Regions from separate parts of the Homo sapiens genome. Here all the other regions are linked to region 1. Evidence: chromatin contacts called from ENCODE Hi-C or POLR2A ChIA-PET data. All regions are on one chromosome and are shown on one strand. The core of a region is the stretch at or near the end of the contact, and the rest is flanking DNA. Distances in the headings are between cores, read along the strand shown. Region 1 holds the start of MRPS17 (mitochondrial ribosomal protein S17). Region 2 has its middle 54 kb from the start of ELDR. Region 3 overlaps EGFR (epidermal growth factor receptor).

What was found. Hi-C counts contacts between places; a loop is a spot of excess contacts on that map. ChIA-PET counts read pairs that join two places held with the same protein, here RNA polymerase II (POLR2A). Pooled maps may share reads with other maps.
Region 2: a pooled map shows a loop between it and region 1 (5-fold over the local background). The contact joins the enhancer-like site here to the promoter of MRPS17 in region 1. A Hi-C loop is called at or near these places in 1 of 168 maps with a recorded cell type or tissue (GM12878), 4 of 37 single-sample maps with no recorded cell type and 3 of 50 pooled maps. POLR2A ChIA-PET finds 5 or more read pairs at or near these places in 1 of 52 experiments (activated CD8-positive, alpha-beta memory T cell).
Region 3: a pooled map shows a loop between it and region 1 (7-fold over the local background). The contact joins the enhancer-like site here to the promoter of MRPS17 in region 1. A Hi-C loop is called at or near these places in 1 of 37 single-sample maps with no recorded cell type and 5 of 50 pooled maps. POLR2A ChIA-PET finds 5 or more read pairs at or near these places in 1 of 52 experiments (Caco-2).

The regions. Positions count from the first base shown.
Region 1 is chr7:55,950,074-55,953,265 of GRCh38, reverse strand. It overlaps MRPS17 (mitochondrial ribosomal protein S17), which reads right to left and starts at 1,389. Exons shown (of 3, transcript NM_015969.3): 1 at 1,336-1,389; 2 at 1-87. The coding sequence starts at 70. RefSeq lists an enhancer at 1,277-1,336.
Region 2 is chr7:55,307,361-55,311,051 of GRCh38, reverse strand. No RefSeq gene overlaps it. Among named protein-coding and RNA genes, the nearest start is that of ELDR, 54 kb to the right of the region's middle. RefSeq lists a silencer at 71-255. Within about 2 kb of position 1,936, at least 4 of the 41 ENCODE cell types and tissues checked have a DNase peak (open chromatin) inside an H3K27ac peak, as active enhancers do; they include GM12878, where a contact is called at or near this core.
Region 3 is chr7:55,072,539-55,075,945 of GRCh38, reverse strand. The region is part of intron 1 of EGFR (epidermal growth factor receptor); the gene reads right to left. Among named protein-coding and RNA genes, the nearest start is that of EGFR, 55 kb to the right of the region's middle. RefSeq lists enhancers at 1,388-1,557, 1,070-2,269. Within about 2 kb of position 1,870, at least 33 of the 41 ENCODE cell types and tissues checked have a DNase peak (open chromatin) inside an H3K27ac peak, as active enhancers do.

The DNA.
Region 1 (3,192 bases), core at 140-2,639:
TTTGCATTTTTGTCCCAATCACCTTCCCCACAATCCATCTGGCATGGACGGATGAGCGAACTACGGACATTACGTGGCTTTGGTCACCTGAAAAGCAAATTCCAAAGTCTCATATTCTGGTGGTTATGATGCCACATGAATTTTGTCACAAGAACTGTCCAGGTTAGTCCAGAAACAGTTTTTTTCTTTTTCGTTCCCCCCTCCACCCAGAAACAGTTTTGTTTTGTTTTTTTTTAGATGTAGTCTCTCTCTGTCGCCCAGGCTGGAGTGCGGTGGTGCGATCTTGGCTCACTGCAAACGCCGCCTCCTGGGTTCACGCCATTCTCCTGCCTCAGCCTCCCGAGCAGCTGGGACTACAGGCGCCCGCCACAACGCCCGGCTAATTTTTTTGTATTTTTAGTAGAGATGGAGTTTCACCGTGTTAGCCAGGATGGTCTTGATCTCCTGACCTCGTGATCCGCCCGCCTCGGCCTCCCAGAGTGCTAGGATTACAGGCGTGAGCCACCGCGCCCGGCCATATGTATTTTTCTTTAGATGAAGTTTAGTTCTTTCGCCCAGTCTGGAGTGAAGTGGCGCGATCTCGGCTCACTGCAACCTCCGCCTCCCGGGTTCAAGCGATTCTTCTCCCTCAGCCTCCCGAGTAGCCGGGACTACAGGCCCGCACCACCACGCCGAGCTAATTTTTGTATTTTTAGTAAAGACAGAGTTTCACCATGTTGGCCAGACTGGTCTCGAACTCCTGACCTCAGGTGATCCGCCCGCCTCAAGCCTCCCAAAGTGCTGGGATTAAGAGGCGTGAGCCACCGCGCCCGGCTTGAATCACCATTTCAGAGATGCTTACACGTTCCCCACTACCCAACCTCTCATCTTTACAGCGCTTACAAAGCGGTAACTTTAACTTCGCCAAGCCTCACGTTCCCCTTCTGCAAAATGGGCAGGCCTATTTCGCAGGAGTGCTTTGAGAATTTGACCCACAGAACGCTCAATACCACGGACAAACGCTGGACGTTACTGGTCCCTTATCTCTCTCCACCCCGCTGGGTCGCCTCTCCCCACAGGCTCAGTGCCCAGGTAGCACTCGGCGGGGCCGCCGCGGTGTCCCCCTCCCCGGCCCAGCGACGGATGACTTGGGCTGCTTTTGAGATCAGTTCACAAGCCATTCCACCAGGCTTCGGAAAGGTTGGGGTGATTCGTGCCCTCGCCCCAGACAACCCCGAGGTCAGACGAAGCGATTCGCTCTCAGGGCTCTCACGCGAGGGTGCCTTGGGTCCCCAGCAAATCCTCCCCCGGCAGCAATACCCCGGAGCCTGCCCTCACCTCCACCACGAGACTCACCTCCGCCAAGACTATGCAGCCACCTGCCCCGGGGAGCGCCGGTCGCAGCGGGATGGCGTCACGCCGTACGCATTGGCTCAGTCCCACACTACCCCTCTCGTAGGCCGTGCATCTCCTTAGCCGTGGGCGGAGTTAAAGGCAGGACCCCGCCCACTCTCCCTTAAAGGGACCCGCGGCGGTGGCGGGGTCGGGGGCGCTGACCTCTGGTTTCCTAACGCGCGCAGCTAGTGGACAGTGGCGCAGGAGGTTTCGGACTTTTCTTTCATTCTTTTGTTTTGTTTCTTTTTTTTTTTTTTTTTTTTGAGACGGAGTCTCGCTCTGTCGCCCAGGCTGGTGTGCAGTGGCGCGATCTCTGCTCACTGCAACCTCTGCCTCCCGGGTTCAAGCGATTCTTCTGCCTCAACCTCCCAAGTAGCTGGGATTACAGGCGTGCACCACCATGCCCAGCTAATTTTTGTATTTTTAGTAGAGACAGGGTTTCACATGTTGGCCAGGCTGGTCTCGAACTCCTGGCCTTAAGTGATCCAACCACTTTGGCCTTTCAAAGTGTTGGAATTACAGGCGTGAGCCACCGTGCCTGGCCTAAAAGTGTTTTTTTTTTTTTTTTTTTTGAGACAGGGTCTCACTCTTGTTGCCCAGGCTGGAGTGCAGTGGCATGATCTTGACTCACTGCAACCTCTGCCTCCTGGGTTTAAGGGATTCTCCTGCCTCAGCCTCCTGAGTAGCTGGGACTACAGGCATCTGGCACCACGTCCAGCTAATTTTTTTTATTTTTAGTAGAGACGGGATTTCACCATGTTGGCCAGGCTGTTCTTGAACTCTTGGCCTCAAGTGATCCACCTATTTCGGACTCCCAAAGTTCTGGGATTACAGGCATGAGCCACTGTGCCTGGCTGGTCCAGATTTACCTATACTTTCCCTGACCAGTTATTGTATCAGAAGTTTTTCAAACGAAAAATATCAGTGGGGAGTGGTACTTAGCAACAAAGCTCTGAGTGCTAGGTGAGCAACTTGCTACTGGGATTTTCCTGCCTGTAGGCTATTTCAGCAGATGTAGCTATCGATACATTGAAACATACACACACGCACACACACACCTACCTTTAAACAGCAGTGGGTTTCTTTCTTTTTTGGGACGGAGGCTGTCTCTGTCGCCCAGGCTGGAGTGCACTGGCGCGATCTCGGCTCACTGCAAGCTCCGCCTCCCGGGTTCACGCCATTCTCCTGCCTCAGCCTTCCGAGTAGCTGGGACTACAGGCGCCTGCCACCAGGCCGGCTAATTTTTTGTATTTTTTTTAGTGGAGACGGGGTTTCACCGTGTAAGCCAGGATGGTCTCGATCTCCTGACCTCGTGATCCGCCCGTCTCGGCTTCCCAAAGTGCTGGGATTACAGGCATGAGCCACCAGTGGGTTTCTTCTTTTGCTTCACCAGTTCCGTATTTTTATCTCCTTTCTTCCACAGTTAGAACTCTGGTCCCTACCCCGACAACATCAATGATTAATGCTAAATCCTATAGTATACACTATATGCTTTTGGAGTTGTACTAACAATATCCCGACTAAAAACAAACTTTCTAAGTGATGCGTGAGATTATTTTTTGTGGTTCTTTTTGTCCTTAGAGTGTACAATGACAGCACTGTGTTCAACATTTCTTGGGATTCTTTTTTTTTCTTCTGTGTGGTTGTAACAATATTCTATACAATTAGATTTTTTTTTTTTTTTCAGACGGAGTCTCGCTCACAATCTCGGCTCACTGCAAGCTCTGCCTCCTGGGTTTACGCCATTCTCCTGCCTCAGCATCCCGGGTGGCTGGGACTACAGGCACCCGCCACCACGCCCGGCTAATTTTTCTTGTA
Region 2 (3,691 bases), core at 687-3,186, 640 kb after region 1:
ATATGTCACTAATATCTTTTGATTCCAGCTCCAAGACACATTGTGAATCTGTCCATATCTCTTCACATCCCTTGTCCCCACTTTAAATTGGTGCTTCTCAACTATAGGTGATTTCCCCCAACGAGGGACATTTGGCAATGTCCAGTGGACATATTTTTGTGTGTCATGACTCGGGGAGGGAGCTATTGGCATCCAGCAGGCAGAGCCAGGGATGCAAAGCATGCTGCCGTGCACAATACAGCCCTCACAGCAAAGATCAATGAGATGCCAAATGTCACTGATGTGGCTGTGGAGAAACCTGGCTCTGCAACACCCCTTCTTGCCTGCCTGGCGAATTCACCCAGTAACCAACTCACTGCGTCCATTCTTGCTGCACCTCTGACCTTCCTTCACAGGGCCTTTATAAATGCTAATTTGACCATATTACCATTCTGCTTAAAATGCTAATGATTTCCCAGGGCTTTCAAGATAAATCTCAAAATTCTGAACGTGGCTCACTAGCCTTGCATGGTGTGTCCCCTGCCAAGGTCACTGTCCAGCCTGTGGCTCTCTTCTCTAGCTGCCTGTGCTTCAGGAGTGCTGGTAACTGCCTCCTTCGGTTCCCTGGCTCCCACCCTCCATAGGTCCTTGGCGCTTCCTCTTCCTTTTGCCTGGCAGGCTCTCACTTTCCCTTACCTCCCTTCACTCTGCTCCTGCAGCTCCTGCAGATTTTAGTGCAGAGACCTTCTCACCAGGGAGGCCTTTCTGCATTTCCCAGACTGACTGGGAACGCCTAGTTGCAGCACTATAATTGTGATTAACCAGTAGTGTAATTGGTTGTTGGAAGTCTGAATCTTATGTGAAAACATCAGCTCTGCAGTGGCAGGGGCTGTATCCCCAGAGCCTATTGTGGGGCTTCCACCTAGAAGGGCCTCAAAGGACTATGAGCAAATGAATGAAACATGTGGTACCTAACGAATACCACTTCTGGTACACAGTAGGCACTCAGTAAATCCTTGAGGAATGGCTGACTATGTAAATGTCCTTGCGTCTACATTTTATTCAGCTTGAATGAATGAGATTTTCAGAATCTGTGTCCAGTTCCTGTCCTAGCAAACCAGGTCGAAGGCATCATGCTCTTCTGAGAGGTGTTTCTTCACTTTCCTTCAGTTTCAAATTTATTTGTAATGACAAGTAAAGGTGCTAAAACCACTACTACCAGAGTGCAGCTGGGGATTTTCTATGGCTCTGACTTCAGACAGCAAATTTAGATACTCCCTGACTCCTGAGAAATAACGGTTCCCATCCACACTTCATTTTCCATTCCTTTGACACTGACTTTTATTGGACAATCTTAATTCTTCAGCATTCCTGATGGCGTGTTTAACAGGCTTCCTGGTTTCTTGAGCTCACAAAGCAGAGCAGCCAAGTCACAGATGGAGTGACTTCTGAGCCCCGACTTAGTGTGGGCACCAAAGGCATGGGAGGAGGAGCACGGGACTCTAACCGAGCTGGAGGAACCGTGTCTGGAAGGTTGAGGCCCAAATGTGCAGGGGCCAAAAATGTAGAGGTCAAGGCAGAAAACCAGAGTGAATATCATGTTCGTGGTAGGAAATGTCCAGTTGTGTCAGTGTGAATCACACAGAAGGTGTGGAGGCAGTCAGCTCCAGACAAGTGGGCTAAAGTCTCTGAGCATGTGTCCTCACCTGTAAAACGGGGCTAATGAGCGCCCACTGCATGTGCTTGTGAGGATGAAATGAGCTGGCGGCTCAGGCCTGGTGTGGTAATGAAATGAGCTGGTGGTTGAGGCCTAGTGTAGTAATGAAATGAGCTGGTTATTGAGGCCTAGTGTGGTAACGAGCGCCCACCGCATGGGCTTGTGAGGAGGAAATGAGCTGGTGGCTCAGGCCTGGTGTGGTAACGAAATGAGCTGGTTGTTGAGGCCTAGTGTGGTAACGAGTGCCCACCGCATGGGCTTGTGAGGAGGAAATGAGCTGGTGGTTCAGGCCTGTTGCAGTAACCAGCACCCACAGCATAGGCTTGTTGTGAAGATGAAATGAGTTAGTGTTTCAGGCCTGGTACACAGTAGGTGCTATTTAGGCATTAGCCATTACTGTCAACTCACGTTTAGCTTGCATTTGGGGGAGTTTCAGCTTCAGATTAGGAAGGTTATAACTCCCAGGAGGAAACAGCCCAGGATAAATGATGAAACCTACAATCAGGGATCACAAACTACATGCAAAAAGAGGCCAGGAAGCCAATATGACCAAGCCAGAGAGCCAGGTGGAAACTTACACAGGAGAGATGCATGCCTCCCTCAGGGGCAGCAGCTGCTGAGCCCAGGAGACCCAACACTCTAGGGAATGTGGGCCCAGCAGGGTCACAACTTCCAAATTTTCAAGAGCAGCTGGGAATCCTGATTTTATATGAGGTCCTCAATGTTCAATGTTGGCAATAAATTCAAAGTTGTCTTGTTACTTTGGAAAGATATAAAAGTAAAAGTTGCTTTGTTACTTTGGCAGGGTTGCCAGACCATGATAGGCATGGTCTGGATACGGCCAAGGCTTGCTAGCCTGTGACCGCCACTGAGAGATTATCTGGTTGCTCTAGAGGTCTGACCCAAAGGAATTTCAGACACTGAGCAGCTGAACATACTAATGACCAGACGGCTTTCAACACCAGAGGTATTTGGAGTATGTGAGTTGCTCAAAGATGAGCAAGTGTTTCCCTTGATAAGAGAGGAGATAGATTTTATATAATATAGTTGGGAGATTTGTAAAATAGTTTAGCAATGAATTGCCTGTCTGTGCTTAGAAAAGCAAGAAGTGGCTAGAATTTGGCATTGGATTTGATGAAAAACTATGCAAACCAGCTTTTTGTTTCTTTCTTTGTTTTTTTGTTTTCGGACACAGGGTCTTGCTCTGTCACCCAGGCTGGAGTGCAGTGGTGCAATCATGAATCACTGAAGCCTCAGTCTCCCATGCTCAAGTGATTCTCCTGCCTCAGCCTCCCAACTACCTGGGACTGCCTGTATGCACCTCCACAGTCAGCTAATTTTTGTATTTTTTATAGAGACGGGGTTTTGCCATGTTGCCCACACTGGTCTCGAACTCCTGGGCTCAAGTCTCTGCCTGCCTCAATCTTCCACAGTGCTGGAATTACAGGAGTGAGCCACTGTACCTGGCTCCAAAGTAGCTTATTTCCTTTTGAACCCAGTTTTAAGATCAAAAGATTGGTAGAATGAGCAACACTGACACTGAAATTCTGCAAGGCATTTGATCTTTTTACTTCGTTTTGTCCACATTGCCCCTTTGGATGAGAGGGAAATGCAGGTTAGACAATGATGCAATGGGCATGAGTGTTGAGCAATAAAGTCTAAGTGCATGTCTTTCTCAAAAGGTAGTCTAAGGCCCAGGGAACATCAGGGAAAACAGTACAGGGAAATTGCTCTCAAGAAAATAAGAGTTTAAAGAAAAAATGAAGAAAAGTACATAGAAGGGAAATTCAAACAGAAGAGGATGGGTGTGTGGTGGCCTTTCAATAGTGTGTGTGAAGGCCTCTTCCACACTTTCACTGGAGACTTCAACGATAGTATATCTCAGGCCCAGTCTCATTTCCCAGCTTCTGCCTTCTCCACTCCTTGCAGCTACCTCCTGCTGAATTCCACGCTGCCCTGTCCTCCCAGCCTCTGGACCAATCCCCTCCAGGCAAG
Region 3 (3,407 bases), core at 621-3,120, 880 kb after region 1:
CTTGTCTCTTTGTAAAGAACTGTTGTGCAGAGTTCCACTATTGCACCCCCACCCCTTGAAAGCCAGCCCATCTAATTTAATGCTCTTTTTAGCTCAGCAAATTCTGATTTGGAGAGTTGATGTGCATGGATTTTTGTGCAATCTTATTTACAAATCAACTGAAAAAAAAATAAAGAGTTCCAATCCCAGAGTACACTGTGTAGCTCTGAGCGTGCCAGAGAAGGCAGCTGTGGTGCACTTGTGATGGCCTCTGAGGGCTCTGGGTGCTGTCCTCACTACGGTGGTAGGTTCTGCTGCCTGAGTGTATCCATTACAGGAACTCGAGCTTTGGGTGGCCCATTATAACCCAGCTCAAGAGGATGTGTCTCCAAGTTTCAGGAGGAACATAGCTGTACATCAGCTGCAATGTTCCTGTGACCTAATCTAGGGGGAAATTCAGATTGGTAAATTTGTTCCAAAACACATTGTTGCATTGTTGTGGTAGTGGTTGCTAAGTCCATTCCCCAGTGAATATATTCTGAAATTAGATATAAACTATCTATATTATAAAAGCCCTAAAACAGGAAATTCTGTCATGTTGGTCACAGCTCAATTAATAAAATGACCTCCATACAAAGAAGGGTTCAGAGTGAATGAAAAGTGGCCACCGGTGTGGAGGAAGCTGGAGGCCTTCACAGATAAGTTAGGCCCAAACTGTCCTAGGTAGTATCCTCTGGTTGGTGGAATTCTTTGAAACATTTTTTTTTTTTTTTTTAGCTCCTGCTTCAACTTTAATTTGCTCTGCCCTTTAGAAGAATGCAGGCTGCAACCGTGGCCCCTGCCCTGGCCCTGGCTGCCCACTGATGGTCTGGGCTACCTACACACCCTTTGGCCTTCTATTCAGTTACTTACAAATGCTCTTTAAAAGTCTTAAGAAGATGACAAAGTGATTTTACTGGTATTGTGAGTTATTTTAGTTGCTCTTATACTGATTTTCCATGAATGTGATTGTTTTAATAGTAACCTTTGCCAAAGATTTCTAAAATAGATTTCTAAAATACCATGCAATCTCAAGGTTCAAATTCTGGATGAAAATAATGTTTTGTTGAAATGATCTTCCAAAGAGAACACCGTGCTTGGTAATTAGAATGACAGGTTAAGCATTATTCTTCAACTACCATAAGGAAAAATAATCTTGTCTTTGCCACCTAATTGATTTGCTTACTAATTGATTTAAAATGTCCTTTCACTTTAATGAGTCTGTCTATTTACAGTGGTAGTTTATAAGGTTAAAGTATGCATTCCCAAATATTAGATATTCTTTAATCATGTCGTATATCCAAGTTGAAAACAGTAGGTATTTGGGGAGCAAGCAAGACGATATTTAAAATAATTAGGTATTTTTTAAAAATTCATATTATTCTCAAAAATAATTCTGGAAAGACTTCGGTGGCCTTTCACATTGAATGAGAGAATATGATGTCACCACTTACACTTTCTGTTTCTGTTTTATGTTCACAAACCAGGCCAGGGGGCCAGCTGTAAACCCACATTCTATTTTGATTACATTGTCATAACTTTCAGTTCTAACTGGAGAAAGCCAGAATTTAAATCTAGCCAGAGTATTAATGCTGCTCAACCAGGAGGGAAATGAAAGTGGGATCTCAGAGTGAACATGTGGTCCTTCCGAATTTCCTCCTGGACCTGGACAGGACTCATGGTCGAACCCGAGATCCTGAAACATTTTCACCGTGACTCAGAGTGAGCAGGAAGGGTGGGGCTGGCCTCTTTGTTTTCTCACAAGGTTAATAGCGTGTACCTTAGAATGAGCCAGAGCGCAGCAGGGGTAACAGCACATGGCTTAGCCTTCGCGAGGCAGATGTGGTGAATGAGCCGTTGAGACCGCCCCTGACAACGTCAGGCTGTTTGCAGTACCCATGGGCCTCGCCCTCTCCAGACTAGGGGAAGGGTGTGTCTGAGATGCAATCTAAGAAATGATCATTCTTTAAATTCTAAAGGTGAAGAGATGTAAACAGCATTTTAATTATAATTTGCCTAAAATGTGTTTCTTGTAGAGGATAGGCATCCCTGTGCACATGCAAAATCTTGGAAGAAAAATATATGTTGAGAAGGCTTGACTAAGGGACAGAACAAATAGCACGCTGGTTTTCTGTTTTCCTTAACGCTGATAAGGTCAGAAGAGCTGTGAATGTCTCTATGTAATTAACAGGGTGCAAAAGAACAGGAACGAGATTCAGGGGACTCCAGAAAGAACTTTAATTTCTGTTCCTTGGTTTCCTCATGGGACACATGGGACGAAGTATTAATAGCTATAAATGCCCATAACAACTGAGATTTGATAGTAAATTCCAAATTAAGTTAACACTTGAACTTTATAAAAAATACACACTTCATTTCCCTATGGGCCATATACAAAATGTGAGCTGCAATCAAAGTCCTGGCTAGGGAGTTTCTGGTAACGTGTCTGTATTATGGGATGTACACACTGAGAAAAGCATTGATCACTGCACCTGCAGAAGCCTTTCCAGCATGTGCCTCACCCACATACTGCCTGAAAGTCTTCTGAGAATCATTCTATAGTCACAAAAAAATCCCCTGGGAAGGTCCTACACTCATACCTATTTTACAGATTGAGGAAGTGGGTTGAGAGGCTTGATAACTTGTGCAAGGCAGCGTGGCTGGTAAGCAGACACTCTTCACAATTGCACTATGCTGTCTGCAATATCCAACTGCCCTTTCCTTGATCCGGCACATAGTTTGAATTGAGGGAAGTCTTTCAGTATTTAGAAAAATCACAGATGACTAAATGGTAAAATAGCAGAAACAATGAGTGAGAAGTTAGATATTTGCTTCATTCCAAGGGAAGAGAAACGACAAAGTAGTCAGGTAGTTAGCCAAAAGCTCAGCCTCCAAGAGCAGTCAGATATAGCAAAGCCTGAGAATTCCTTATCTAAAAGTAGTGAAATGTGAAAGGCTAACATGAGAAATTTCATCCTGATTATAAGGAAATTTTCCAGACAGTGAAGTGAATTGAACTGTAATCATGTACCTAAAAAGAAATCATGAAAGTCCTTTGTGTATGGCATTTTAGAAACTGACAAGCACACAGGAAAGAAGGCAGGTTCACTGACTCCAGACATCTTTCCATCTGCACTATCTTTTTAAGGATTACTTTAAGGACCTCAAAAGGAGACAAAACAGCAGACTGTTAAAAGCAGCCGTCAATATTTATCTAAACACAATGAAGCAACTGCTTGTGCTACGACAAGCAGTAATAAAATGATGGGACTACCACTGTTGGTCCTATTAGTGGAAACAATTAATAGAAAAATGGGCCAACATGAAACTGTTGGTAACTTTGTAAGGGAAAATCACTTCCCTAAAAAAGGGAACGGCATCAGCATCAC